Linked DNA regions of Homo sapiens: regions 1, 2, 3, 4, 6 and 7 are each linked to region 5. A link is an interaction called in ENCODE POLR2A ChIA-PET data of the cell type or tissue named here. Cell type or tissue: CD4-positive, alpha-beta T cell. All regions are shown on one strand. Region 1 has its middle 8.4 kb from the start of CEP85L. Region 2 has its middle 110 kb from the start of ASF1A. Region 3 has its middle 120 kb from the start of ASF1A. Region 4 has its middle 120 kb from the start of CEP85L. Region 5 has its middle 58 kb from the start of CEP85L. Region 6 has its middle 94 kb from the start of ASF1A. Region 7 overlaps CEP85L (centrosomal protein 85L).

The links. Peaks named below come from ENCODE experiments on the same cell type or tissue, not always from the same donor. Only the 100,000 strongest peaks of a DNase experiment are listed, where the experiment ranks them.
Region 1: POLR2A ChIA-PET joins it to region 5 with 21 read pairs; 23 of 35 experiments call an interaction of 5 or more read pairs at or near these places.
Region 2: POLR2A ChIA-PET joins it to region 5 with 12 read pairs; 10 of 35 experiments call an interaction of 5 or more read pairs at or near these places.
Region 3: POLR2A ChIA-PET joins it to region 5 with 13 read pairs; 11 of 35 experiments call an interaction of 5 or more read pairs at or near these places.
Region 4: POLR2A ChIA-PET joins it to region 5 with 20 read pairs; 11 of 35 experiments call an interaction of 5 or more read pairs at or near these places.
Region 6: POLR2A ChIA-PET joins it to region 5 with 10 read pairs; 10 of 35 experiments call an interaction of 5 or more read pairs at or near these places.
Region 7: POLR2A ChIA-PET joins it to region 5 with 13 read pairs; 9 of 35 experiments call an interaction of 5 or more read pairs at or near these places.

What each region holds. Positions count from the first base shown.
Region 1 is chr6:118,657,996-118,661,995 of GRCh38, forward strand. It overlaps a transcript of CEP85L not described here. Among named protein-coding and RNA genes, the nearest start is that of CEP85L, 8.4 kb to the left of the region's middle. In CD4-positive, alpha-beta T cell, no CTCF peak of the experiment used is centred here; a DNase peak (open chromatin) is centred at 2,406; H3K27ac peaks cover 986 bases.
Region 2 is chr6:118,786,602-118,790,601 of GRCh38, forward strand. No RefSeq gene overlaps it. Among named protein-coding and RNA genes, the nearest start is that of ASF1A, 110 kb to the right of the region's middle. In CD4-positive, alpha-beta T cell, no CTCF peak of the experiment used is centred here; a DNase peak (open chromatin) is centred at 1,630; H3K27ac peaks cover 1,628 bases.
Region 3 is chr6:118,775,008-118,779,007 of GRCh38, forward strand. No RefSeq gene overlaps it. Among named protein-coding and RNA genes, the nearest start is that of ASF1A, 120 kb to the right of the region's middle. In CD4-positive, alpha-beta T cell, CTCF peaks have their summits at 1,742 (motif pointing left) and 1,941; a DNase peak (open chromatin) is centred at 1,724.
Region 4 is chr6:118,767,647-118,771,646 of GRCh38, forward strand. No RefSeq gene overlaps it. Among named protein-coding and RNA genes, the nearest start is that of CEP85L, 120 kb to the left of the region's middle. In CD4-positive, alpha-beta T cell, no CTCF peak of the experiment used is centred here; a DNase peak (open chromatin) is centred at 1,515; H3K27ac peaks cover 801 bases.
Region 5 is chr6:118,708,081-118,712,080 of GRCh38, forward strand. It overlaps a transcript of CEP85L not described here. Among named protein-coding and RNA genes, the nearest start is that of CEP85L, 58 kb to the left of the region's middle. RefSeq lists a silencer at 1,998-2,047. In CD4-positive, alpha-beta T cell, no CTCF peak of the experiment used is centred here; DNase peaks (open chromatin) are centred at 1,381 and 2,091; H3K4me3 peaks cover 2,675 bases; H3K27ac peaks cover 3,135 bases.
Region 6 is chr6:118,798,431-118,802,430 of GRCh38, forward strand. No RefSeq gene overlaps it. Among named protein-coding and RNA genes, the nearest start is that of ASF1A, 94 kb to the right of the region's middle. In CD4-positive, alpha-beta T cell, a CTCF peak has its summit at 2,265 (motif pointing left); a DNase peak (open chromatin) is centred at 2,261; H3K4me3 peaks cover 249 bases; H3K27ac peaks cover 462 bases.
Region 7 is chr6:118,636,950-118,640,949 of GRCh38, forward strand. All of the region lies in intron 1 of CEP85L (centrosomal protein 85L), which reads right to left. Among named protein-coding and RNA genes, the nearest start is that of CEP85L, 13 kb to the right of the region's middle. In CD4-positive, alpha-beta T cell, no CTCF peak of the experiment used is centred here; no DNase peak of the experiment used is centred here.

The DNA of each region.
Region 1 (4,000 bases), 50 kb before region 5:
GCGTATTGCTTACCCAGTGGAAGAATGTAGGGATCTCTGGAACTGTAAATAGAGTTAACATCACTTAAACAATCCCTAGAGGAATCTGAGCTAATTTAAGGAGTGGACCTTTTTGCTAAGATTTCAGTGGAGGTCTGGAATTTTAACAAGTTATTATAATAAACTCAGAAAAACAGACAAGTCTAACTACAATTTTCAGGTTTATGGGAGAACTAATTTCTTTATGGCTTTTTTTCTGGTCATAAAAATAATACATATAAAAAACAAAAAGATGATTTAGAGATATTATTATTCATCTGGCAATTATTTGTTGAGTACCAAAGTAGGGGAGAAAAACTAAAACCAGACACAAGTGTGAAGGATCGGTTACTTCACTATAACATTTCAAGCTTTTTAATTTTCTATTGTGTAACCAGTATAAAATAGCTATATGGGAAGGCTTCTTTGTTCTTTTGTTTTTAACACAATAGAGTTACTTTGTCCTGCCGTCCTTATAATCTCTCATGTATGGGTCACTCTTAATTATTTTATTTTGTTCAACAGTATCCTGATTGCAGAAGTCTCTTAGCCTGACATAAATTCAAGCTGTAAAATCTAGAACCTGTATTTTTAAAAATAAATAAACTTTTAAAAGACCACTTTAAAATGGAATACAATAATTACGAAATTATGATTGTAAATATATGTTAAATATAAAAGTGGAAAAAGCAACATTTAAATCAGTATATTTAATAAGTGTTATAAGTAAATTAATAAATATTTTAAGTTGACATTTAACTATTTTGCTTATATCTCAAAAGTTTAACACATCAGGTTGTCCCAAACACACTTTTGAAAATGTGCTTTAGAAAAACGGGAAAATCATATTATATTTGGACATATCTAGACCAAATTAAAATTGGTCTTTTTTCCTCTACTTTGCGGCATAAACAAGGTATTTCTTAAACAGCCCTAATATTTTGTAGTGTTATTTTGGGGGAATCTATTTTTAACATACTACCTAAAACTGAACTCAGAAAAAAATCTTACAGACTTTTTTTACAAGCAAGACTTAAAAGTTTTTAAAACCCTAGTAGAATAACCAATCTCTACTTTCATTATAGTAATTGACACTAGTTTTTTAATGTTCTATGCACCTTGAATCACCAGTTACTACAATGAAAACACAAAGAGCCACCTGAATATCAAATACATGCATTATTACAAGTGCTCACACGGAATATGAGATGAATTACTGATGAACAAAGCATCTAAAATCAACTTATACTCCTCATGCATATGCTGTGGATGATGACAAAAGAAATTATGAAAAGATATATATATGATATACATGAATCTATATTCTCTAATTGAGACATTATACAAATCTTTATAATAGACTTTATATTAATTAATTAGGTACTTTTTTCCATTACAGTAATCTCCTAATGAAGTTATGGAGCAAACTTCAGCTTTAGCAAAGTTGGGCAAGTTATTTATACTGCGAAAGATAGCTGAAGGATAACTGTTTTCAACTGAGACCAAAAGACATAGTAGTTAGCATTTATTTTCATAATCTTAAAAAGGCATACAATTTCGGTAGGAGGCAGTAGTTATAGTGACACTAAGGGAGATGGTAGATTGGGAGCATTCAATCAGCATTCGGGGAGAATAGAGAGAAAAGGCAATATCAAGAGAATTCGTCACCACAGTTGTCTGGATGCTGTTGCCTTCTTTGCTCACCCTTGAAGGTCAGTCTGGTTCTGGCCCAGGCCCAAGATCTAAGTTTCAGATCACGGCAGGCTTAGGAGAACAGTGCAGACTGGAACATCTAATCCCACCCCAGCTTGCCCTAAGATGGCCCCTGAATTTGTTCAGCTCCTGGGCCTGCCGCCGTCCTAACTTGCCTGAAACTGTTTTCCAAAAAATTAGAGCATAGATGAGCAATGCCACGTTAGCTTCAGTTTTGATTTTGGGTGTTACCACATAATTTTTTTAAAAGAATTTTTATCTTCCCACATACCAACTTTTAGAACAGATGGCTTAAAATGTCTTAGAGGAAATTAGTTGTAATCAGCAGATGAGAGTGTGTCTCCTTGTTTTCGTGGCAGAGGTAGCTATCACCCCTTAAGTACCTATCTGCTACATGTGAACTGGCACCAGGCATTGTAGTTTTTCTGTTGCATTTTCATCCAGAGGGTTATGATGGGCTTCGTTAAAATGATTTGGTACACATGTGGGCATTTGCCTGCAAGTATAACCTCTGTGAAGAGGTAAACTGTATAGGCTTCAAGGTGGCTTTCTGCTGAGGTGGCTGCCAGCCTCCCTGGAGAAGGTGTCAGCTGAAGACCTCAAGTAAGAGCCACAGTGAAGCTCATATGCCTTGATCTCTTTTCTGATCCTGGCAAAAGGCCAGCTGTGGAGTACTGCTGCAGTCAGGAGCTGGGGGAGTTGGCAGATTGCCAGATAAGGGGCCATACTGTCATTTATAAGGCAATGGCTTTTATAGATCTCTAGTAACCCATACTCCTACTTACTTGAACACTATGATTTCTGGGAGAAAAAAGAGCCAGATAACTTTCCCATTGGAATAAAACCAAAACAAACACTGTATTTAGGTTCACAGGATCTATATTGAATGTCTTTTCAAAGTACTTCATACTTATTTCAGTCAATATCCTTTGCCTGATCCTGTGTCCACAACACACATGCCTCCTGAGTCTTAAGATGCTCCTTGCTCCTCTAGACACCTTTGAAGATACTCTCATTCCACTACGCCTGGGGCCATGTAATGTCTGTAATTGCCTCATTAACTCTCACCTTGAGTTCTCTGAATCTGGTTTTCTCAAACATATTTGAGGATAAGGAGACTGTCACTTAATGTGAAAGGTGTCAGAATTTTCTTTTTTTCTTTTTTTTTTCTTTTTTTGAGACGGAGTCTCGCACTGTCGCCTGGACTGGAGTACAATGGCATGATCTCGGCTCACTGCAATCTCGGCCTCCTGGGTTCAGGCAATTCTCCTGCCTCAGCCTCCCCAGTAGCTGGGATTACAGGCACCCGCCACCACGCCCAGGTAATTTTTTGTATTTTTAGTAGAGATAGGGTTTCACTGTGTTGGCCAGGCTGGTCTCAAACTCCTGACCTCATTATCTGCCCACCTCAGCCTCCCAAAGTGCTGGGATTACAGGTGTGAGCCACCGCGCCCAGCCAAGGTGTCAGAATTTTCAAAGGAAAAATGGAATATTGATAAACTGAGTAAAATATGATTACCATATAATGTCATCTTAAGATGTTCTTGTAGTTTCAAACTTGTATAAACAAAATTGGTATTTATACATGTGTCCTATTAATGCACACGAGAGTAGATTAGAACCTATATCCAGAGTATTTTTTCTTGTGCCTTGAAAAACCAACTTAAAAATAAGGTATTTCAAAATTTGGTTTCTAAATACGTTTCAATAAGGTTTGTTATTATTCTTTTTCTTTTAAAATTACATTTTTATAAATAATAAAATTTTAATTGTGCTCCAGTTAACTATTAATAAATATTCAGAATCCTTAAGGGTTTATTTTAGTTAAAATGTTTAGGACTAATGCATTAGTAAATTGAAATTTGGATACAGGAATTGCCTGGATCTTTGTTTTACAAAAAAAATCAGAAAAAAGTAATACCAACCCTATAAAATCCTAAATCTCTAATAATGTAAATATATTATTAGTGGTAATGTTATTTGTTGAGTTTAAGAGTATATTTAATTTTATAGAACAATAAAATATTTTGATATAGAATATTCAGGGAAAAAATAGAGAAGGAAGACAATTGTAAGTCGGAGAGAAACTGGGATCTGTCTATAATGACTGTGTTAAAGAATAGCACTAAAGCCACCTCATAAACCAATGACGTTGTATCACGAAATGACTTTTAAGTTGATGGAGCTGCAGCAAATAAGTTCAAAGCAAGAGGTGCCAGCACCAGAGACTTGGGTTTTGATACAGCTCTGCTCCCTACTGGCTTATCAT
Region 2 (4,000 bases), 79 kb after region 5:
CAGTGCTTTCTTTTGAATTCTGCCTCTGGCTGTGTCTTACTTGGTTGGAAAGCAATTGTCTGTGGTGTTTCAACACACCTGATGCAGACTGCCTTTTCCAAGATATTTGTATACAAAACAACAGTGGAAGATAGGCAGAGGGCAGGTCTGTTTCCTTGCAGGGATAATAAAGATAATGTCCCTCTCCAGGAGAAAGATTGGGCAGGCTTGTTAATAGTCCCCTTGGAAGACTGGGAATATCTTAAGCTCCAGGTTCCTTGGCTGTGACATAATGCACTGCGTGCACAGCAGCCACCTGGGCCCACCTCTGCATCACCCCCATGGGACTTGGGGCTCCCAGGGAACCCATGGGAACACGAAGCTCACGCTGCCAGCTGTGCTGTCATGAGGTCTTTTGTTGCTGACTGGGAGTCTCATGTCTTCTGCTAGCATCAATGGAGCTGCGACTGGCTCACTTGTGAGCTTCCAAGCAGGGCAAAAATCTCAGATCCTTCATAGTTGTTGACATTGTTCTCTCTTATCATCCTTTTGGCTCATTATTTGATTTAAATGTTGAGGAAGATTAGAGAGAAGTTGTGATAAAGATAAAGGCACATCATGTGGCTAATGTGAGATTAATGCTGTTCTCTTCAGGGTCCTGCCAGCTTCCTGGTTATCTTTACTTTTCCCCTGCCCCCCATCTGAGCAAGCATCAAGTCAGTGCATTGCAGACACAAACCTAGTTATCATTAGTGCTAGCTTCTGGCCAGGTGTGTTGGCTCACGCCTGTAATCGCAGCACTTTGGGAGGTTAAGGAGGGAGGACTGCTTCAGCTCAGGAGTTCGAGACCAGCCTGGGCAACATAGTGAGACCCCCATCTCTACAAAAATTTTAAAAAATTATCCAGGCATGGTGGTGTGAATGAATGTATGGTCCTAGCTACTCAGAAGACTGAGTTCGGAGGACCACTTGAGCTCTGGAGGTCGAGGCTAAAGTGAGCTGTGATTGCACCACTGCACCCCAGCCTAGATGACAGAGCCAGACCCTGTCTCAATAATAATAATTGTTCTGCCATGTACTGAGTGCCTGGTATCAGCCATTCCTCATTCCATGATCTCTGTTTCTTCCAATAGTTTTGAAAGCTTAGTATTATTACCAACCTGAAGCTAGGAAGGGCTAAGAAACTTTGCCATATCACAGAGCCTCATGATGCGGCAGGATTCTTACGTGTATTTATCTCGTAGCAAAGCTCATGTTCCTTCCACTGCAACCTCATGCTACCTCAGCTATTAGAAGAGGATTTCAGAGGAAAACAAGGAACATGTTAATGGTGATGTTGGCTGGTTTGCATAGCTTCCTCTCCCCAGTGCCTACACCTACCCCATTTCCTGATTTGCTGCCCTATTTTACTTGACCCCATTACTTCCAATCCACAGCTGTTCCTCAACCCTTTTCCCATTAGCATCTCTTCTTTTTATTATTTTTTAAAAGTTAGCATCTCTTCTTAAATGCAGAGATATTCATAGTATTTTTTCACAGCTGATTAGAAATCTGTGCATGAGGAGATGGGCTAAGAGATACAGGGTTATGCATGATGTAAGAGAATAATGACAGGAAGCACATGATGAACTGGCACTCAGCAGCAGTGAGAGAGTAATCCATGACCTCAGCTTCCAGCCCGTGGGGCTTCATACATGTCCACCGGAAACCTAAGTTAGGAGTGCACTCTCCAAGTCTTCCCCATGGGGGCTCATTTGAGGGATGGCTGCCATCCAGCCTATATTTCCAGGAAATGGGACTTCGATTACTTGTAGTGTTAACTTTAAAGGAAAGAGATTTTGATGATTCTTTAAAGGGAAAGGACATTTGAAGAAATGTTGAATGAAAATATAGAACAATCCACAACTCGGCTGGGCGCGATGGCTCACACCTGTAATCCCAGAACTTTGGGAGGCTGAGGCGAGCAGATCACAAGGCCAGGAGATCAAGACCAGCCTGGCCAACATGCTGAAACCCCATCTCTACTGAAAATACAAAAATTAGCCAGGTGTGGTGACATGTACCTGTAGTGCCAGCTACTCAGGAGGCTGAGGCAGGAGAATCACTTGAACCCGGGAGGCAGAGGTTGCAGTGAGCCAAGATTGCACCACGGCACTCCAGCCTGGTGACAGAACAAGACTCCATCTCAAAAAAAAAAAAAAAAAGAAAAAGAAAAAAAAAAAGAGAGAGAGAAGAAAAATTGACAACTCACTTTCATTTCCAGTCGCGTGGCCCTTGCTGCCACATGTGCACCAGCTATGAAATTCCCTGTGGTCTGTGAGCAGGTGGTGGAACACCTGCTAAATGAGCTACTCACTTACACATATCCAAGCACCTCTATTTTCCCACAATTCACCAAACCCCTCGGCCCTGTTGGTGCCTTGGGTTGTGGAAGATTTGAAAACAAAAGTGTATTTACAAATTCATCCTCACCATTACATGGTATAATACTATATTTTCCCAGCAGAATTTTTATTCATTGCTGCCTTCAAGAGTGTAGGCACATGCTAAAATATATGAGTTCAATAGCTTAATGTTGGTTTCGTCTATCATTAGAGCTGAGTTGGTAAAAATTATATAGTTGAGAAGCCATTTGGAAAGGCAGAGATGCAAGAAGACCAGAGTCAGAGGAAAGGGTAGAGAATGGAAAATATCGGTTCATGAAATGACGGAATTGATCCAAGTCACTGTGGCTAATCAAGAAGGCCCAGTGAAGGGTGAGAAATCTGCAAATCTTCCTTTACTGGTGTATTTCTTCTTATTCAGCTGACCTCATTCTGTTCAGGTCACATCGCCCAGGCCTCTTGAACTGTACAGGAGGGAAATAAAGAGACCAGTGATGAGACCAAGGGAAGGAACTGGGCTTGGCCTTGGAGAGTGCACCCACAGAGGTTCCCAAAAGGAAAGAAGACACAGTTTACAGTTTTCAATCTGTTTACTAGCAGTCTCTGGCATCTTCTACACACAGTCAAACCAACCACAGCTTGCCCTCCCGTCAGCCCAGGCAGCTGCGGACCGCTTTCTGATTGATGTGAATCCTCCTCACTGCACGTCTCCTCATTCTTACTGATTTGGCCAAGCCATACTGCGGTTTTATTGACAGACAAGATTCATTATCCAAAAGCATCAGGTTTGTGTTGGTTTGGTGGCTTGTAGAACAAGGTTTACTTCTTGTTGATGTGATTTTGGTGTTTTTGTTTTTGGTGTGAAAAATGTGACAGGTTTTTTTTTTTTTTTTTTTTTTTGTTTTTTTTTTTGAGACAGAGTCTGGCTGGGTTGCCCAGGCTGGAGTGCAGTGGCACAATCTCGGCTTACTGCAACCTCTGCCTCCTGGATTCAAGCAATTCTCTGCCCATCCTTTTCTTTCCATTCATTTATTGAAAGTTGGATTGAGTGCCAGCCACTGTCTATTGTCTCTAAAAATGTTAAAATTCCCCTACATCATGTCGATCCTATGTTAGTCTACACAGTATGTTTAGCCCCTCTGAGCTCATAAGAAATGAGCTGGTAAAATGAGAGCACGAGCTCCTGGGTATAGAGAGAAAGGAGACTAAAACGTCTGTGAAAATGAAACATTTAATTAAGCTGACTGATTTTAAACTTTTTCAAACATGAAACATATGGCTCTATAAAGCATGGAACAGGAAGCCAAAAAGTGACAAGCTGGTCAAAGTTTGATTTTCTTTCAAATCTACAAACAAGGCATTTAAATGTTAAAATGATTCAGACCCACGACTGGGATGTTCCCTAATTTATTTTTCTCTTTAAATGGTCAGAATACAGGCCAAGTATGGTGGCTCACTCCTGTAATCCCAGAATTTTGGGAGGCTGAGGCAGGCAGATCACTTGAGGCCAGGAGTTCAAGACCAGCCTGACCAACATATGGAAACCCCATCTCTACTAAAAATACAAAATATTAGCTGGGTGTGGTGGCACAAGCCTGTAGTCCCAGCTACGCGGGAGGCTGAAGCAGGAGAATCAC
Region 3 (4,000 bases), 67 kb after region 5:
TTAGTACAATAATCTCCTGAGACTAGAATGGATTATTTGCTATTCTTCAGAGGGGGTGACTGTATAAAAATGAGGAAAGATGACCTTTTATACCTTAGCATGATTGCAGGAAGAATCGTGCCTTTGGAATGGAGATTGTCTTCTCTCCCTCTCACTCTCCAAGCTTCTTTCTTCTCTCTTTCCTCTGTCTTTGAGTATTTACCTCTGCCTCTTTTTCTGTCTTTCTCACATAGGCACAGTGCTATAATAATTGTACTTTGTATTTGTCTAGTATTATCCATTATTTTCCATTATTATCCATTATTATTCCATTTCATCCTTGAAATATCCCTGTAAGAGGATAATTAGGGCAAATATTATTATCATTGCCATTTTATAGATTTTTAGAAATGAGAAGATACATAAGGGTTAAGTGACACATCGCAAGGTATGGGAAGATCCAGCCCTGAAACCCATGCCTTGTGACTTGGGTCTAATACTGCTTCTACAGCTGCAGCCATTTCTGGGGATCATACAGTCCTTGAAGGGAATATAGCACTACCAGACATATGTCACTACCCAGTGACGGACAAGTGGCAGGTGTGGTCCTTAGTAGAGTTCATCATCAAGTTCTTCTGAATATGCTCCCTGGAGCTGTCATCCTGCCTGCTGAGCAGCCTCTGTCCATTCAACCACCCATCCATCCATCCAGAATAAAGAAAATGAAGGAGATGCTCAGTTGGAGGAGGTCAAGAGATACATCTGCCCTCTGGATCCTGGAGACTGCAATGCTAAGCGCTTCTTAAAGTCAAAATTGACAAATGAATTCAGCCACTTTTAGTACAGATAGCTGCAAAAACATCACAACAAAATTATTTTTCTTTTGTTGTTGTTGGTTTTTTTGTTTTGTTTTGTTTTGTTTTGTTTTGTTTTTGAGACAGAGTCTTGCTCTGTCGCCCAGGCTGGAGTGCAGTGGCACAATCTTGGCTCACTGCAACCTCCATCTCCCAGGTTCAAGCAATTCTCCTGCCTCAGCCTCCCAAGTAGCTGGGATTACAGGCATATGCCACCATGCTCGGCTAATTTTTTTTTTTTTTTTTTTTTTTTTTTTTTTGTATTTTTAGTAGAGATGGTGTTTTACCATGTTGGCCAGGCTGGTCTTGAACTCCTGACCTCAGGTGATCCACTTGCCTTGGCCTCCCAAAGTGCTAGGATTACAGGCATGAGCCACCATGCCGGGCCTTAAAATTATTTTTCAAAAGATAAATTCAGTTGTCATACTGAATTTTTATCCAGTTAATTCTAGCTATGCAGATACTGGATTTGGGTAACTTAATTTAAAAATATGTTTCCATTTCCCTTCTCCCTCAAAGGATTGACTTAGTTATGTAAATATGCAAAAGATTAGCAAAAACACCTTAATATTTTGGTTAATTGATATCTGTCATGCTGGATTGCCATAATTTAAGAACTCTTCACCAGTTTCTTAAATCGTCTGTATTTTCCCTTTTTATTATATTTTAAAAAAATCTCTCTCTTAAAAGCCTAAAAAAAACCTTTCAATGTGCACAAAAAAACAGTTTCTAGTTTTTATTCTCCATTGCTATTTGCAATTACTCAGAGAGGAAAAGTATTTTGGAAAAAAACTCACCCAGAATCAGGTGACAACTCACATTCTCTTTCTTAGATGTCTAACAGTAACAAGCAAAAGCCAATTCAAAGATAGATCTTTGGGGCACCCTCTGGTGGCTGAAAAGAGTCATGAAATCAGTGCCCATGTGTATCAAAAGGCCAGTAATCTTTGCGACTTATTTTAAAGGGCCATCACCAACTTTTCCATACAACATTGAAAATGTAGCCAGATCAGGAATGTGGGAAGGACTGAAAAGAATTTGGAACCACAAGAACTGGACTTGAGTCAGAGCTCTCATCTATTAGCTATGTGAACCTGCATTTGGTTGGCAGGTCAGTTTCCACAGAGCTGACGCCGAATCTGGAATTTCTCACTGGAGATAAGAGGCAGTGTCAAAACTAGAGGAGTATATGATTCCATTTATCTGATATGCCCAGAAAAGGTAACTCTATAGAAGGTAGATCAGTGATTGCCTGGGGCTGGGGAGGGCATGGGGATTAACTGTAAATGGGCATGAAGGACTTTATTGCGGTGACAAAAATGTTCTAAAACCAGACTGTACCTGTTGCACAACTGAGTAAATTTTGTAAAACATCACTGCAGTATGGATTTTAAAGGCGTGAATTTTATGGTATGGTATGTAAATTATACCTCAGTAAAGTTATTTTTTTTTTAAGCCAGGAGGGAAAAGCAGAGTGGATAACCCCTAGAGACATCTTGGTACAGAGCCAGGAAACCTGTAGCCAGCAATTGTGTGGGAGGAAAGGAAACTGTGGGGTAAGGTAGGGGTGAGCAGGAAGAATGCCTAGAAGAGGTGCTGACTTTTGGAACTTCATTTTGCACACAGGTGTGCCCTTAGCTCACACCTCAGTGGGTTGCCTGAGGTTAGCATGCTAGAGGCTGAAAGAAACCCCCTCCCAACTCAGCCTCCCATGGCAGGTATTTAGGGGCATTTCTGACGGAGTAAGACTATTAAAGCAGCCAACTAGATGCAATTCCATCAAAATGACCATTTTGAAATGTAAAACCAATGTTTTATTTATTACTTTTCTCAGTAACAGGTAACTCAGTGTGGTTTGAGAACTAGATGAGATTAAGAAGTGCACTGATGAGAGAATGTCTATTTTTTACACTGTTTACTAACAGAAAATGTGAAAGTGAGGATTTATAAAAGTACCAGAAGAAAACTCAGATGAATATCTCTATAAACTAAGGGTAGAGAGAAACTGGTAAGGAGTAACATCTAAACCAGAATCTCTAAAAGAGACAAGAGATGGATTTAATGGATTTTTTTCAAAAAATAATAGATAAAAGAAAAGAAAAAGAAAAAATTAAGACACAAACTATGCATTAGGAAATAATACTGTATCATATATACCAGACAGATTTATTAACCTCAATATAACAGATACTTGCAAACCAGAGAAAAATGTGCAAAGGGTGAGTAGAGATAATTCACAAAGGGAAAAATAAATGAAAAATTACAATCTGTCAAGATATGAAACAGCTTTAACCTAACATCTCATTAATGAATGCTATTAAGAAAACAATGTGGGCCGGGTGCAGTGGCTCACACCTGTAATCCCAGTACTTTGGGAAGGCAAGGTGGGTGAATCACTTGAGGTCAGGAGTTTGACACCAGCCTGGCCAACATGCTGAAACCCCGTCTCTACTAAAAATACAAAAATTAGCCGGGCATGGTGGTGCATGCCTGTAATCTCAGCTACTTGGGAGGCTGAGGCAGGAGAATCGCTTGAACCCAGGAAGTGAAGGTTGCAGTGAGCCAAGATTGCGCCACTGCACTCCAGCCTGGGTGACAGAACGAGGCTCTGTCTCAAAAAAAAAAAAAAAAAAAAAAAAAAAAGATTGATGTGGCTTACCCTCAGTGCTCTGGTAGGCTGGTGCAGCTTTCTGGGAGGTAATTTAGCATTATACCTCAAAATGTAAAAATGCAAACCTTTTGGCTCAGCAATTCCACTTGGGGGAATTATTTTATGGCAATAATTACACATGTGTGAAAAGATACAAACATTAGTATGTTCATGATCAAGTTATTTGTAGAGACAAAAATTAGGAAGGTTCTCAGATGCCCATCAACAGGTATTTGATGAAGTATTGTACAACTCAATAGAATATCTGCAGTAATTAAAAATGAATGGGATGTATATTTTGGGTCATGGGAAAATGTTTACACTATGTTGCTAAGCAAAAAATGTCAGTGTCATAAGAGCATAGATAATATGATCATATTTTTGTTTAAAGCTATATATATGGCGTGTATGTGTGTGCGTGTGTGTGCGTGCATGGAGGGTAGGGTAGATGAAACATACCCAGATCTCCCTTCAAAGAAGGACATTTTGCCCTAGCTGTCCCTTCAAGGACTGCCTC
Region 4 (4,000 bases), 60 kb after region 5:
ATCCATAAGAATGGTCCAGGAGGCTGTTCAAGCTAAGGAATCAGAACGTAGGTGCATGGCAGGGCTGGAGATGGTGTTTTCAGAGCCATCAGAACATAGTGAATAAAGAAGGTGGGAACGCTCTAAGGAGGGAGAATCTACAGAGAAAAACAGATGAAGTTAGAGTGAAGAGAGATAATCTAGAAAGATAAAGGAGGCCAAACAAAGAGGTTGAGTGAGATGATAAGGAATATAACGTACAGAAACCAAACAAAAAGGTAGGTTCCGGTGGGAAGGATCAGATGTCACAATTCCCACTGGCGTCTTGCTGAACAGGGCTTTGATCACCCTGTCACCCTAAGATCCAGAGCATTCGCCTCCAGCTCCAAAGCCCTCTGGCCCTACAGCTAGAGTGAAGGGGCTCTTTGTTGCCGTCCCATCTACAGCCCCTCTCTGCCCCCGCACTCCCCATTGCACATAACTGCTGTGACGAGACTCCCTCTTGTATCTAGTTGCATAACTTTGGGTGCTGACTTATCCCAATGCCTGTGTGGTCTCTAGTGAGTCTGAGCGTTCAACTTTCTTTTCTTTCTTTTTTTTCCTTGATACATGATCTCACTCTGTCACCCAGGCTGGAGTGCAGTGGCATGACCACAGCTCACAGCATAGCAGCCTCAAACTCCCAGGCTCAAGTGATTCTTCCACCTCAGCCTCCTCAGTAGCAGGGACTACAGGCATGTGCCAGCATGCCCAGCTAAGTTTTCATTTTTTGTTAGAGACAGGGTCTCACCACCTTGCCCAGGTTGGTCTCAAACTCCTGGGCTCAAGCAATCCACCTGCCTCAGCCTCCCAAAGTGCTGGGATTACAGGCATGAGCCATCACACAGGCCTCCAACTTTCGATTCAGGGTTTCCAGTTTCAGGATTCCAGCAATCTGACTGCCTGGCCCTGAAGCCGACCACTGACCTTGGTATTCTCACTAAAGGCCAGCATTCTGCTCTTCCCATTTGGAAAAGAGCTTTCAGGCAAATGCTTTGAAGTTCCACCTGCATTGTAAAGTAAGACAGGGATCAGCACAGTCAAATGGAGCAGAAATGCCAAAGAGAAAGAATGCGGTTGGAGAAAACACCAAGGGGATGTTTGACTGAGCTGTTTAAAGAGCACAACCTTGAGAGTCTAAAAGGAAGGGAGGGACAGTAAAGGATGAAGGTGAGTAGGAAAGCAAAGGATTGCCACGAGAAGCAGGTGCCATCTTGATGGCTGAGGCGGTTTTCTGACCCAACTCTAGTTGTCTTCATTATTCTCTTACCCCACAGGGAACTAGTCTCTGAATGAGGGCAGTGGAAACTTTCAGAGGAAGGCAACTGGAAACTGCTGGTTTAGGTGACATATGATAGAAGAAAGCATTTCCTTCCAGCAGCTTCTGAAACAAACACGGTTTCAGCCGTGTCGGCTTACTGCTCCTTCAAAGGAAAGCACTAGCTGCCCTACTGAGTTCTAAGCTTTCAGCATCTGTCTTTTCTTGCCCTTGGTAAACAGAGGAAGAAAGAAAAGGAAGCTGAGCATCCAGTTCTGCAAGTAGTGTTCCTATGATGATCTTTCTCAATCTGGTTTGGGCAGTCAACTTGCTTGCTCAACTTCCTCCTCTTGGCCTTTGCATCTCAGTTTGAAACAAAAGCTATTTGGACTGTGCAGTTTTCCCCTCTATATGTGCATTAAAGCGTTTTAGGCAGCATCTAAGATATTTGAATAATATTCTGTGTTTAAGAAGGACCCCATAATCTACCCCATAATAAAACAGGTAAATTAGCATGGATTCTTCACATTGCCAAAGTAATTGCTTATATTAAAATTACCATAGGGTCACTTTAAGACTTACGGAAAACAGGTTTTCCTTTATTATTAGTTGACCCACTCCCTGACCAAACATAGTGTTTATTTTGAGATGATTATAGCCATTCTTTCTTTCTTTCTTTTCTTTTTTTTTTTTTTTTTTTTTTGAGACAGAGTCTCACTCTTTTGCCCAGGCTGGAGTGCAGTGGCAGGATCTCGGCTCACTGCAACTTCCACCTCCCAGGTTCAAGTGATTCTTGTGCCTCAGCCTTCCGAGTAGCTGGGATTACAGGTGTGAGCTATCATACTTGGTTAATTTTTGTATTTTTAGTAGAGATGGTGTTTCACCATGTTGGCCAGGCTGGTCTTGAACTCCTGACCTCAAGTGATCTGCCCGCCTTGGCCTCCCGAATTGTTGGGATTACAGGCATGAGCCACCACACCTGGTCTGATTATAACCATTATTTTCTTCTAATAGTCACATGGGTATTCATTTTTAAATAAAAATTAGATTTATATATTTTTATATATTTTTTCTCTCAGTCTGAATTTGGCATCACATTTGGGTTTGGAGAAAAGATTGAGTCATAAGTTTAAGTTGGCAAGAATTTCATAGAGTGTAAAGAGAAGCTCCTGTCCTAAATTATATAGAGTTCAAATTGTTGGAGTTGCTTTTTCCTGAGGAAAAAAACAAATGATTAAGAGTAAAGACACTTACCCTTAATCATTTCATGAAACTCTTGTAAATGTATTATCGCATGTTCTCTGTTCTTTCATCTGGGTCCTGCACATCTGTTCCTTGGTGATTCCTATCAGTGTCAGAGAGCATGTAGGCAAACTTTGTGTTATTTTCATCCCTTTCAGCAAATGAATCTTGATTATCTGATTTGTGTCAAGTACCATTCAAGAGACTTGCAAGGAGGGGTAAAGAACATGTGCAAAGATTTATCAGACCTTGGAGCCTTCCTAGGAGTAAAAGCTTGGTAGGAGTGATGAACTGCCATGAAACTGCTCTTGCTGTGCGTCAATTCAATTTCCCTTGTGTTTTTAAAGTGCCCTCTGGGAATGGCAGCAGCTAATAGACCATGTGTTTAATGGAAAGAACCAGGGCTTGAGGGTCCAATAACAGCAGGCCTGATTCTCAGCCCCATCAAATATTAGCTGTAATCTTGGGCCAATTAACTCCAGTCCTGTGTCACTGAGAAATGCATCATTAGGTGATTTCATCATTGTGCAAACATCATAAAGTGTACTTACAAAACCTAGATGGTATAGCCTACTACACACTCTTAACACTTTCACTAAAAAGGAGTCCCATTTAAAAGAGAAAGAGACTTCATTTCAGCAAGCAGTTTGCAAAGAAGGAGACACGCCTTTGGTATAAAACAAAGGTGCACTCCACCAGAGCAGAGAGGCTGTCATATATGGGGAACGTTCCCACCCAAGTTCCCACTCCAGTCCACTATGCAAATGAATGATGCAAGCTTGTTCAGTTAAAATTGGTTGATGTTAAAACTGATCACCAGACTAAGTTCATTGGTCAGGTCCAGTTGGCAGAATGGAGCCTTCCAGTGGCAATTGATTCTGGAGGCACAAACGGGAACAGACAGCTTTGAAAGCCCCAAAGTTTATCTACTGTTCAGCTGGCACAAGGTATGTGTGTAACCTTCAGTTAGCAATTGGCTCTCAGCTCCACTCAGAATTTAGACCCAGTTAGCCACTCAGGATCCATCTCAAAGTGTTAGCTTTTTCAGGGTTCACAACACCTGGGATATATGATATTGCTGTGGTATCTATGGTAAAACCCATTGCTCCTAGGCTACAAACCTGTACAGCATGTTACTGTACTGAATACTGTCCACAATTGTGATACAATGGCAAGCAATTAGGTATCTAAACCTATCTAAATATATAAAAGGTACAGAAAAAACATAGTATAATAGATATAAATGGTACACCTGTATAGGGCACTTACCCTGAAGAGCTTGCACAACTGAACGTTTCTCTGGGTGAGTCAGTGAGTGAGTGGTGAGTGAATGAGAAGGTCTAGGACATTACTGTGCACTACTTTAGATTTTATAAACATGGTACATTTAGACTACACTAAATTTATTTTAAAATTTTTCTTTCTTCAATAATAAGTTGAAGTTAATCTTCACTTATGGTAACTTATTTATTTGATAAACTT
Region 5 (4,000 bases):
AGAAGGCCAAAAGGTCGGAATATATAGACAAAGATATCTTTGGGAATATTCATTTCTTCCTGCAAATATTTATTAAGTTCGGACTATATTGCCATCACTTCACAGATGAACAAGGCACAGGCCCTGCCCTTAAGTTACTCACAGCCTGTCTGGAGACAGATGAGTACACAAGCAACTGGAGTTCATGAGCGAGGTGTCTAGAAGCAATCTGGGCCTGGGATGGAAGGCTGCAAAGACTTCACTGAAAAGCAAATTTGCAAGACTGTAAAATACAACATGCTTCCAAGGCCTTGGATTAAGTTGTGTGGTCCAGGATAGCTGAACAGAGTAAAGATACCTGGATATAGGGAAAAGATAACCCATAAACTTTTCACGAAACAAAATTGTGTTAATAAAAGTCACAGGTACTCTAGTTACTCTAGTGGCAGTGGAGACAGAATATGAGATACACAATGAAAAAAGAACTTACTTTTTAGGAAGAGAATTAAAAGAGTCTATTATTAAATGGTAGCCAAAATGCTGTTTTTCTCGTATACCTGGCACAGAACCTACTCTTGAAAGCTATGTGTTGAATCAATAAAGTATGACATGGGAACAGCATATAAAAAGGTTTAGCTCAGATAAACTTGAATTCAGTCAATAATCTCACCTATTTAAGATTTTTCCTTGAATAGACTTTTTTCCTTCCTTCCTTCCTCCCTCCCTTTTCCCTACCATTTTTCAGGCGAAAGAAAGACTGGTCAAATAGGGGTTCTAAATCCTGTTAACCTCACTTTAACCCTGTTATTTCACCATTTAATGACAAGGCAAAACCATCAGCTCTTAAATCATGAACTTTAAATGCCAAAAACAGTGTTGAGAAATTTTTAAAATATGAGTGTTATATAGAAAAAGAATGACTAACACTAAAAGCAAACAAAACAGGCAGTTCATTAGAAACCGGTAATATAGAATAGCCCCGATTTTGTACCTAACAGATCTCGGAAAGGGACTGACAGCCCACAGAGAAACAAGAGCAGCACATCAAGACGAAGGCACATTTTCTTCCCAACTGCTGTCATTTAAGGAAAACCCATGAGCGTGAGTTCTCTTATGGGAGGGTAGCGACCTCCATGAAATCATGAGAACATTCCCCCAGTCTAAGTGCTGCCTGGCTTTACTCCCACATCAACAGCAAAACAACTGCATAGCAACCTACATTTGCCCATTTCCTCACTCATTAATGTTTGTCCAGAGGAAACACCCCTGCCAGTCCCTGTCTGCTTTGTAAAGTATGTCAAACAGGAGTTGAGTGTGTACGCCAGATTGGGAAGTGACACATGCTGGCATTTCTCAGCGCATGCGGCTCCCCACTCGGCTTTCTGGAGCTCTGCCTTTTGGCGACAGAGCAGCTAGAGCTCCTCTCCCCTCCCCCATTTCCTCTCATAAAGATAACCAGTAACAACAATTGGCGTGTGTGTGTGTGTGTGTGTGTGTGAGAGAGAGAGAGAGAGAGAGAGAGAGCGCTCCCAGTTGGCCAAGTACCCTTTACATCCAGTGACCTGTTTTACGAATAATAGGAAAGACTTTCCAGCTTATTTTCTGCATTCTCAGGAGTACGCAGAGTTCACAGTAAATGCAGAGTAACAGTCATTTCTAAAACAAAGATAAAACACTCCAAATGCTGCTCTGCAAAGACCATTTGCCATCTGTTCCTTTCCCCCTGACAGGGCTGCTTATCAGGACTCCAGCAAGGACACCATCATAGCAATCTAGATCCGAGTACTTTTCCTCTGTTGCAGGGGGTGTTTCCTTGAACTTTCCCATCTGCTTCTAAGCAAGAGGTATAAAATATTATCTATAAAATAAGACTAGCAAATGACTCACAGTGAATAAAAATAAATCAGGGTGTAGTTTGTCATCATCTTTAAGAGAAAAAAAAAGGAAAATGCTCCACAATTGGAGAAACAACTCACTTTTTCAAACCTCCTCAAGGAACGTCTTCAAATGATAGGCAGGAAATGGGTATGTGGGGGTTAAGTTAAGCTCAAGTAAACTCAAGTGGCAAGAGCATGATCCAGCCCCATCATACATATTCATAAGAGGCAACCTGAGCTTCCGTGTAAAACCACAGTGTGACTGTATTTCCTGCACACACTTTGCATCCCACACAGCCCGGACACACTGCAGCACTGGAGGGGCACAATGCCTTGCTTTAAAACATGGCTCAGAAGAACCATAATTGTTCATTGACAACTTAACCTACACATTGACTGGATGTTCTCCATAGGCCTTATGACAGCTCAAGAAGTATCTGTCAGGATGCAGTTTGAAAGACATCATTGTGCAAGTGTGAATCTCAAGGCTTCGGCTGCTAAGAAGCAAAAATGGAATATGGTTATTTGTTTTCAATAAAGCATTGGGCATTTATTACTAATACTCTAATGGAGAAACAGGTCAGTCTAACCAACATGGGAAGATGATAACACTCTATATACTGCTTCTCTTCTCAACAGACTTTCTACAACAAAATACCCATAGTTTCAGCTGCCAGAAAATATAAACCAAAGGCCTTGTTTCAGTGGGATTTGGGGTGGCATCGATAGTATAGTGGTAAACATAACTGCTTTTCAGTAGAATTTGGGAAGGCATGTACTGGGTTTTTCTTCATTCACTCAACAAATATTTATTAAGTGCCACGATGTGCCAAGTACTGCCCTGGGCACTTGGAAAAACCACAATGAACAAAACACAAAAGTCCCTGCATCATGAAGGCTATGATCGCGGAGTGTTTCAGACTGCCATGCTCCTCCAGAGAGAAAGAACACCTTATCATGTGCCTGTCATTAAAGGGCCTGGACCTTTTTCTTCAATTTCTTTCAAATGCCCTCGATGACTCTGTCAATGAAGTTTGTATGTGTGCCCATATGTGCTGTTTGAAAGAAGGAAGAGAGAGGGAAAGAAAGCAACACTGAAACACGATTCAAAAAGTGATAGAAAGATTTACCTTTATGATTGGGAAAGCCACAAAGACATGAGTACTGGGAAACACAAAAGAACACTAGTGCAGATGGAAAAATCTATTTGTTTTATTAGGAAGATGGAAAATATTATCAAGATGTCAACTCTTGGCCAGGCACAGTGGTTCACACCTGTAATCCAGCACTTTGGGAGCCCAAGGCAGATGTATCATCTGAGGTCAGGAGTTCGAGACCAGCCTGACCAACATGGTGAAACCCTGTCTCTACTAAAAAAAAAATACAAAAAAATTAGCGGGGGGGTTTGGTGGCACATGCCTGTAATCACAGCTACTTGGGAGGCTGAGGCAGGAGAATCACTTGAACCTGGGAGGCAGAGGTTGCTGTGAGCTGAGATCGCGCCATTGCACTCCAGCCTGGGCAACGAGGGCGAAACTCTGTTTCAAAAATGAAAAAAGATGTCAACTCTCATGATTTAAGCTATAAATTTGATATATGACAAAAAAATTCATAATGGTCTTGTGAACTAAGTTGATTCAAAGCACAAAGAAAAATCTGAGGGGGAAAAGTCTAATGAGGGAGGAACTAGCTCTACCAGATGCTGAAATATAAAGCTTTGATAACTGAAAGTGTATGCTAACTCATAAATAGACAAAACGGTGGAACTGAATGAAACACCGGGAAATAATTCCAAATCCATTTGGGAATTAAATATCTGATCAACATGCCACATTGCCCATAGGTCTGTTGACCTCAGCAGCATTGTCAGTCATGCAGTGTGGTCCTTCACCTCCTTCTCATTAGGAGGCTTGGAGCTAACCAGAGGTTGTGGGTTCAGGAGTAAGAAAGAACACTGGGCTTAGATGGCTAGACACCAGAGCACCAATCTTGCTCTACCACCTGTAACTTGGTGACCTTGTGTTGAGCTTTGGTTTCATTGTCTATAATATGAGGATAATGAAATCCATTGCCAAGCTTTATTGTGGGGATAAGTTTATATAATATATGAATCTACCTAACAAATATCAACTATTTAACAAAAT
Region 6 (4,000 bases), 90 kb after region 5:
GCCAAGTCAATCCTAAGCCAAAAGAAGAAAGGTGGAGGCATCACGCCACCTGACTATGCTACAAGGCTACAGTAACCAAAACAGCATGGCACTGGTACCACAACAGAGATATAGACCAATGGAACAGAACAGAGCCCTCAGAAATAATGCTGCATATCTACAACCATTTGATCTTCGACAAACCTGAGAAAAACAAGCAATGGGGAAAGGATTCCCTATTTAATAAATGGTGCTGGGAAAACTGGCTAGCCATATGTAGAAAGCTGAAACTGGATCCCTTCCTTACACCTTACACAAAAATTAATTCAAGATGGATTAAAGACTTAAATGTTAGACCTAAAACCATAAAAACCCTAGAAGAAAACCTAGGCAATACCATTCAGGACATAGGCATGGGCAAGGACTTCATGTCTAACACACCAAAAGCAATGGCAACAAAAGTCAAAATTGACAAATGGGATCTAATTAAACTAAAGAGCTTCTGCACAGCAAAAGAAACTACCATTAGGGTGAACAGGCAACCTACAGAATGGGAGAAAATTTTTGCAATCTACTCATCTGACAAAGGGCTAATATCCAGAATCTACAAAGAACTCAAACAAATTTACAAGAGAAAAACAAACAACCCCATCAAAAAGTGGGCGAAGGATATGAACAGACACTTCTCAAAAGAAGACATTTATGCAGCCAAAAGACACATGAAAAAATGCTCATCATCACTGGCCATCAGAGAAACACAAATCAAAACCACAATGAGATACCATCTCACACCACTTAGAATGGTGATCATTAAAAAGTCAGGAAACAACAGGTGCTGGAGAGGATGTGGAGAAATAGGAACACTTTTACACTGTTGGTGGGACTGTAAACGAGTTCAACCATTGTGGAAGTCAGTGTGGCGATTCCTCAGGGATCTAGAACTAGAAATACCATTTGACCCAGCAATCCCATTACTGGGTATATACCCAAAGCATTATAAAACATACTGCTATAAAGACACATGCACACATATGTTTATTGCAGCACTATTCACAATAGCAAAGACTTGGAACCAACCCAAATGTCCAACAGTGATAGACTGGATTGAGAAAATGTGGCACATATACACCATGGAATACTATGCAGCCATAAAAAATGATGAGTTCATGTCCTTTGTAGGGACATGGATGAAGCTGGAAACCATCATTCTCAGCAAACTATCACAAGGACAAAAAACCAAACACCGCACGTTCTCACTCATAGGTGGGAATTGAACAATGAGAACACATGGACACAGGAAGGGGAACATCACACACCAGGGCCTGTTGTGGGGTGGGGGGAAGGGGGAGGGATAGCATTAGGAGATATACCTAATGTTAAATGACGAGTTAATGGGTGCAGCACACCAACATGGCACATGTATACATATGTAACTAACCTGCATGTTGTGCACATGTACCCTAAAACTTAAAGTATAATAATAATAATAATAATAATAATAATAATAATAATAAATCCTCACTGGGATGTCATGTTCACAAGGCAGGGACCAACCGTGCCTATCTTATCATTCATCATCTCCCCAGTGCCTAGCACAGTGCCTGGCATACAGTAGGGGCTGGATAAATGCTTGTTGTTGATGCTGCAATCCGACAAAGGAGATATTGTGCTGCTTTGCTGGTGTACAGCAGCTTAGGTTTTGGCGGTCACAAAACTAGTGAGTAGCAGCAGCCAGGCACCCAATCCAGTGCTCTCTCCATCCTCACACCTGTATGGATGCTAAACTGTGCATCGCTCTGTGCAGTCTATCACTTGTGTGGGATTCTGGGATTTTTTTTAAAAAAAGCTTCTGATGAACAATATCCCTTTGAGGACCTGTGGATTTGGAATCTGAGTGCCTGCTCCCCACCTCCCAAAAGAATCACATTATTAAATGTATATTCTTTCAGATTACAGGTTTCTATAAAATGGACCTTGACCTCATGGCTCAGGGGGTTTCAAAGCCCTGTCGCAGCCTTGCTCTCTAGGTATGCATTTTCAAAGTCTTCAGAAGATAGAGCGGTTTTTCCAAAATGATCAAAGGACACGCCTCCTGAGGCGCCCTCCCCTTCTCCTGGCCCACTCCTCAGCTGGCCTCTGCGTCTGCCAGAAGTGCTCAAATGAGGCTGATTTCTGAAGAAATGTTTTCATCATAAGAATTGCAAGCAGGCAAGCCTCCGGCTTTTGCTTGTCAATGCACGCGTTTCCAGCCTTTTTAGTTCCTTTATCAGATACTTCCTGCCCCCTAGTGGTGGGAAGCAGCAAAAAGGACAGGCTGACCTAGATACTGTTTCCAGAGCTGACTATTCAGCCGTTAGAGCAATCATTGTTCGAAGCAAGCAAGAGCAGGAAATAAACAAAAACCCTTTCACGGTGGTGCTCCAGGGTCTAGTTGTTAATTTTTGAGCGAGGAAAAGTTGTTCATGAAAAAATATATAGTATTTGAGCACATTTGATGGAAAATAAAAAGGAATCTTTTGCAGGGCCACACCTCGCCATCCTCCAGGGTTGTCATTCTCAATGTGCTCTACGTGGACGGCTCTGCCCTGCGTCGCCAGGTGCTGCCACCCTGCAATGTCACTGTATTTCTTAGATGCTGAACCAAGCCCAAGGCAAGGACTCCCCTGCTCTGGAATGTGTGAGCAGCTGCTGAGGTCTGCATGTAGAGGAATAATTACCACTTTCTGTGGAACGAATACTCAACTTAGGACCAAATAATAGCAATCTAGGAAATTTAGAAATAGTAAAGATTTTTGGTTTATATGTAATGGATGTTGCTGCTGTTCCAACCTTACAAAGTAAAGCTGTCTGCTTCCCAAATTCCAAAAATTAAAATACTCCTCCACCTCATCCTACCAACCAGTGCCCTTTGGCTCACTCTCATCTCGACACAGGTGCTGTAGCTTAGTACACATCAGGAAAGGGCTGCCCTACACTTTTCTTTCCGGAAGCAAACAGTGAGTGAATGGGAGATGCACCAAGAAACCTTATGACTTCGGCTACCTGGTCATGCCCTGCCTTTGCTCTGACGGTCACATTTCTTTTGGGAGCTGTCCTAAGATGGTTGATGGAACACGGGCTTTGGAACCAAACAGTTCCAGCTCCACTGCAATCCATGTATTAGCTGTGTGACCTAGAAAATTCACTGAGCCCCTCTGATCCTGTTTTCATCCGTAAAGCAGGGCTAATGATACTTTCCTCACAGAATTGCTATGAGAACTAAATAAATATCTCTCTGTATATCTTGTATCTATTATACATACACAGTCATGTGTCACTTAGCGTTGGGGATGCATTTTGAAAAATGCATCATTAGGCAATTTCATCTTTGTGCAAACATCATAGAGTGCACTTACACAAACCTAGATGTATAGCCTACTACACACCTAGGCTTTATGGTGTAGTCTATTGCTCCTAGGCTACATACCTGTACAGCATGTTACTGCACTGAATACTGTAGGCAATTGTAACACAAATAAGTATTTGTGTCTCTAAATATACCTAAACACAGAAAAGGTACAGTAAAAATACCATAAAAAGACAAAAATGGCACACTTGTATAGGGCACTTACCATGAAAGGAGCCTGTAGGATTAAAAGTTGCTCTCAGTGAGTGAGTAGGTGACGGCTGAGTGAATGTCGACTTAGGACATTACCATACACTACCGTGACTTTATAAACACTGTGTACTTAGGCTACACTACATTTGTTTTAAAAATATTTTTCTGGGCCAGATGTAGTGGATCATGCCTGTAATCCCAATACTTTGGAGGATCATTTTAAGCCAGGAATTTGACCAGCCTGGGCAACATAGTTAGATCCCATTCCTACAAATAAATTAAAAATCAGACAGGTGTGGTGCCATGTGCCTTTAGTCTTAGCTACTTGGGAGGGAGGAGGATTGCTTTAGCCCAGGAGTTCGAGGCTACAGTGAGCTATGGTCACACCACTGCACTCCAGCCTGGCAACAGAGCAAGATCCTG
Region 7 (4,000 bases), 71 kb before region 5:
TCAATACAATATTGGGAAAACTAGAAAAATTCTAATCTTGCCTACAGATATGAAAAAGTGGGGACAGCCTTCTATTTAGAAAAGAACAATAGTTGTAATCCTCAATTTCCATTACAGTATTTCAATATCATCTACTCAATATGATACCTATTCCACAGATTTCCAAAGCACATCAGTACAATCTCAACTATCTGTTATCTAACTTTTATACAAAAAAAGCTATAAGAAATGACAGAGAAAATGGTCTAAGACATGCTATCATTCCGCCCCTCTAGAAACCCTAAATTCTATCTTTGAATCACAGAGCAGTACATACATACTTAGAGCCTTTTTATTTAGCAACTCAGGGAAATGATCTTCCTAAAATTTCTTTCAGTGTACTGCCACCTTATAAACTTGAACCTCTGACTTTTACAGAAGGACACAAAAAGTAAGCAAACCACATAAATCATCAAATTGTTGTCTAGGCCGGGCAAGGTGGCTCACACCTGTAATCCCAGCACTTTGGGAGGCCAACGCTGGCAGACAGCTTGAGTTCAAGAGTTTAAGACCAGCCTGGAAAACATGGCAAAAGCCCATCTCTACAAAAGAAAAAAAAAAAAAAATTCAAAAAAATGCCTCTGTGCATGGTGGCACATGCCTGTAGTCTCAGCTACCTGGGAAGCTAAGCTACTTGAACCCAGGAGGTGGAGGCTGCAGTAAGCCGAGATCATGCCACTACACTCCAGCCTGGGTAATAAAGCAAGACTGTCTCAAAAAAAAAAAAAAAAAAAAAAAGTTGTCTATATATTTAAGAAGTTAAAGGCAAACACTAAAAATATTTGCAGATATGGTATTAATGCATAATTATAAAGAGATCATAAGCAAACTAAAAATAAATAAATAAATACTAAATGGTTTAGTCTAAATGGACAAAGGACAAACCCCAAAGGGAAAAACACAAATAAAAAATTCTGAAAAATAGTCCAAGCCCACTGGTAAGCAAGTAGTATCAAATTCAGAAGACATGCTATTTTTCAGCTATCAATCTAGCAAAAATGTTAAAAGAACAAAACAACAGTGTTCCTAGATACTCCCATACACTGATAATGGTAATGTTAATTTATTCATTACAAAAACACAACCTTTTGATAGGCTATTAGGCAATATACATCATGTGTAGCACATGCCTGTAATACCAGCTACTCAGGAAGCCAAGGTAAGATTGCTTAAGCCCAGGAGTTCGAGACCAGCCTGGGCAACATAGTGAGACCGTCTCAAAAAAAAAAAAAGGAAAAGAATTAACTATATAAATTGATCTCCTCCCACCTGAACTAATTTGCCTTAACCTTTAAACATAACTATGTCTTTAAAAAGAAGATCTGGTATTGTATGTGCCTCAAACACTGAAGATGATTAACAAATGTCATGAAAATAACATTCTAATCTTTTAATTTAAACTGAAAAAATTCACAGTCTGAAAAGAATGACATGACTTGTCTTTAGACAAGTCAATCCAGAAGCACAATACAGGAAGAAGTACATGTGAAATATGCTGACCAGGTGATTTAATAAGGAAAATTTTCTCACAGAATAGTTACAAGACTATGTTACTGAAATGGGAATATTGATATCTAGTATGCAATATGCACTTAAAAACTCAAAATAAGGCTGAATAACCTCTGGCAATAATGTCTTACCTAAAGACAAAAGGACTGCTGTAAGAACAGCAAAGATCCCAAGAAACTCTACATTGGAACTCCTCCTTGGAAGACAATATGTTACATTTTTCAATACTAATTTTTTAATACTAATTTTAATTATTTTAATAGAATACTGAGTGCCTGCGGATAACATTAAAAATTCTGAATATTTCTCAGACAGGAAGATTAGCATTAAATAAAAAAGCAACCTATTTTACTTCTGAAGCTCTTTTATTGGAAGCAAAAATGCATACAGTATCAAGTATTCCACAGCATTTGAATATATATGTAACTGCACTGAGAACAAGAACTACTCTCATTGAATATTTTAATGACAGCTCTAAATTGAAGAAAATAAAAATAACACTACTGACAAAGCAGATTTATACTTTTAAATAAGCTGAATACATAATACAAATCGAGAATACAAATTGCAATGTTTTTCAGAATGCAGATTATCTGTCACCCATTAGTATGTTTTAAAATCAACTTGGAAACCAACACTTTCAAATAAAATAGTAGATAAAGCATGTTTACCCTTATATTACATAAGTAGCACGCGGTTCACATTTTAACATCTCTGAAATATTAACAAGTACTTTTGCACAAAGAACCTATTCTGCTGCTGGAATAACTCCACTCAAGCCAGCCTCTACTCTACTATCTTCTAGAATCAAGCATGTTTATGTTATTCTTCTACTTACATAGATCTGTGAGCCCCTTACGGCATATTAAATAAATTCAAACTCCTTAAGTTAGGCAAAGTTCTTCACCAATTGTCAGCTTCACTTTGCAACTTCTACCTACAAAAACTATCTAGCCACACTTACCTAATCACTTCCTCCAAACAGATGAGACTCTTTCATGACTCCAAGCTGTTTCACTTCTGCACCTTAAGAGTCCTAGTTCAGAATTAACTTGTTCTGTCTTCCCTGATTCCTCCAGGTGGCATTAAATACTTTGTTCACTCCCAATATATTATTCAAAATTCCAACAACATTTAATAAATTATATTAACCCATATGTATATGACTTTCTTCTCCCTCACCAAACTGTGAAAAATGAAAGGCAACTTTTTTTAGTGTCCAGTACCTAGCAAAGAGCTGCACACTTATACAGGGTCTCAATAAATGTAGTCATTATAACCACTGGATACCTAACAAATGTTCACAGAATAAAATTAGAATTTTGGAAGCCTTACAATTACAACTACAAAAATATCTTTGTGTTCAGAAAAAGGATTCAAACAAGCGTTTTGTTTGGTGGTTGTTGTCTGCTTATTTTAAAATCCAGGATATTTTAAACTATCCCTTGAGCCAGTATGCATTTAAGTATCTATTTAGAGATCAGTAAATATTTATCAATGCAGCTTTTTTTAAGGTAATTTTAAATAATTTAGAGATCTGATGGCCAACATTCCTAACATGGGAAAACAGTCTCCAATAGGTTAAAAAGACACAAAACTCACACAAAAAATTAGAACATTAAACGGTAAGAAAAAAACGTTCATATTAACAGTAGCCAAACAGAAAAAACCAACAAATCTGGAACTACACTGCAGAATATCTAGCTAAGATGACAGAAACATCACATAGTGTTATTTTCTCCATCCCAATCCTCCACTCCATTTCAGTACTATTTATCTCTAGGGTAAGTGACTCCAATAGTCTTAGTTTGTTTCTTTTATCACAGAATTACCAGTATAGCTCAGTGTGCACTGTGAAACCAGGCTACCTGGGTTCAAGTTCATTCTACCTCTTATTAGCAGTAAGTCCTCATAAATCACTTAACCTCTCTGTGCCTCAATTTCTTCATATGTAAGAGAAGAAAAAAATTATAGAATAGTACCTATATTATAGGGTTGTTGTGATCAATGAACATGTAAAGTTTTTTGTTGTTGTTATTGTTTTTGAGACAGAGCCTCTCTCAGTTGCCCAGGATGGAGTGCAGTAGTGCAGTCTCGGCTCACTGCAACATTCATCCCCCAGGTTCAAGAGATTCTCCTGCCTCAGCCTCCCAAGTTGTGCGGATTACAGGCACACACCACCATGTCTGGCTAATTTTTTAGGTTTTTTTTAAGTAGAGATGGGGTTTCGCCATGTTGGCCAGGCTGGTCTCGAACTCCTGACCTCAAGTGATCCGCCTGCTCAGCCTCCCAAAGTACTGGGATTACAGGCGTGAGCCACTGCACCTGGCCTGTAAATATATTTTTGAAAGTGCCAGACATATAATTAGGATCTCAATAAATGTTATTATTTTTATTACTGTCCATGCATAGAAATTTTCCAGAAGGATAACTAAAAACTATTAAAAATGGA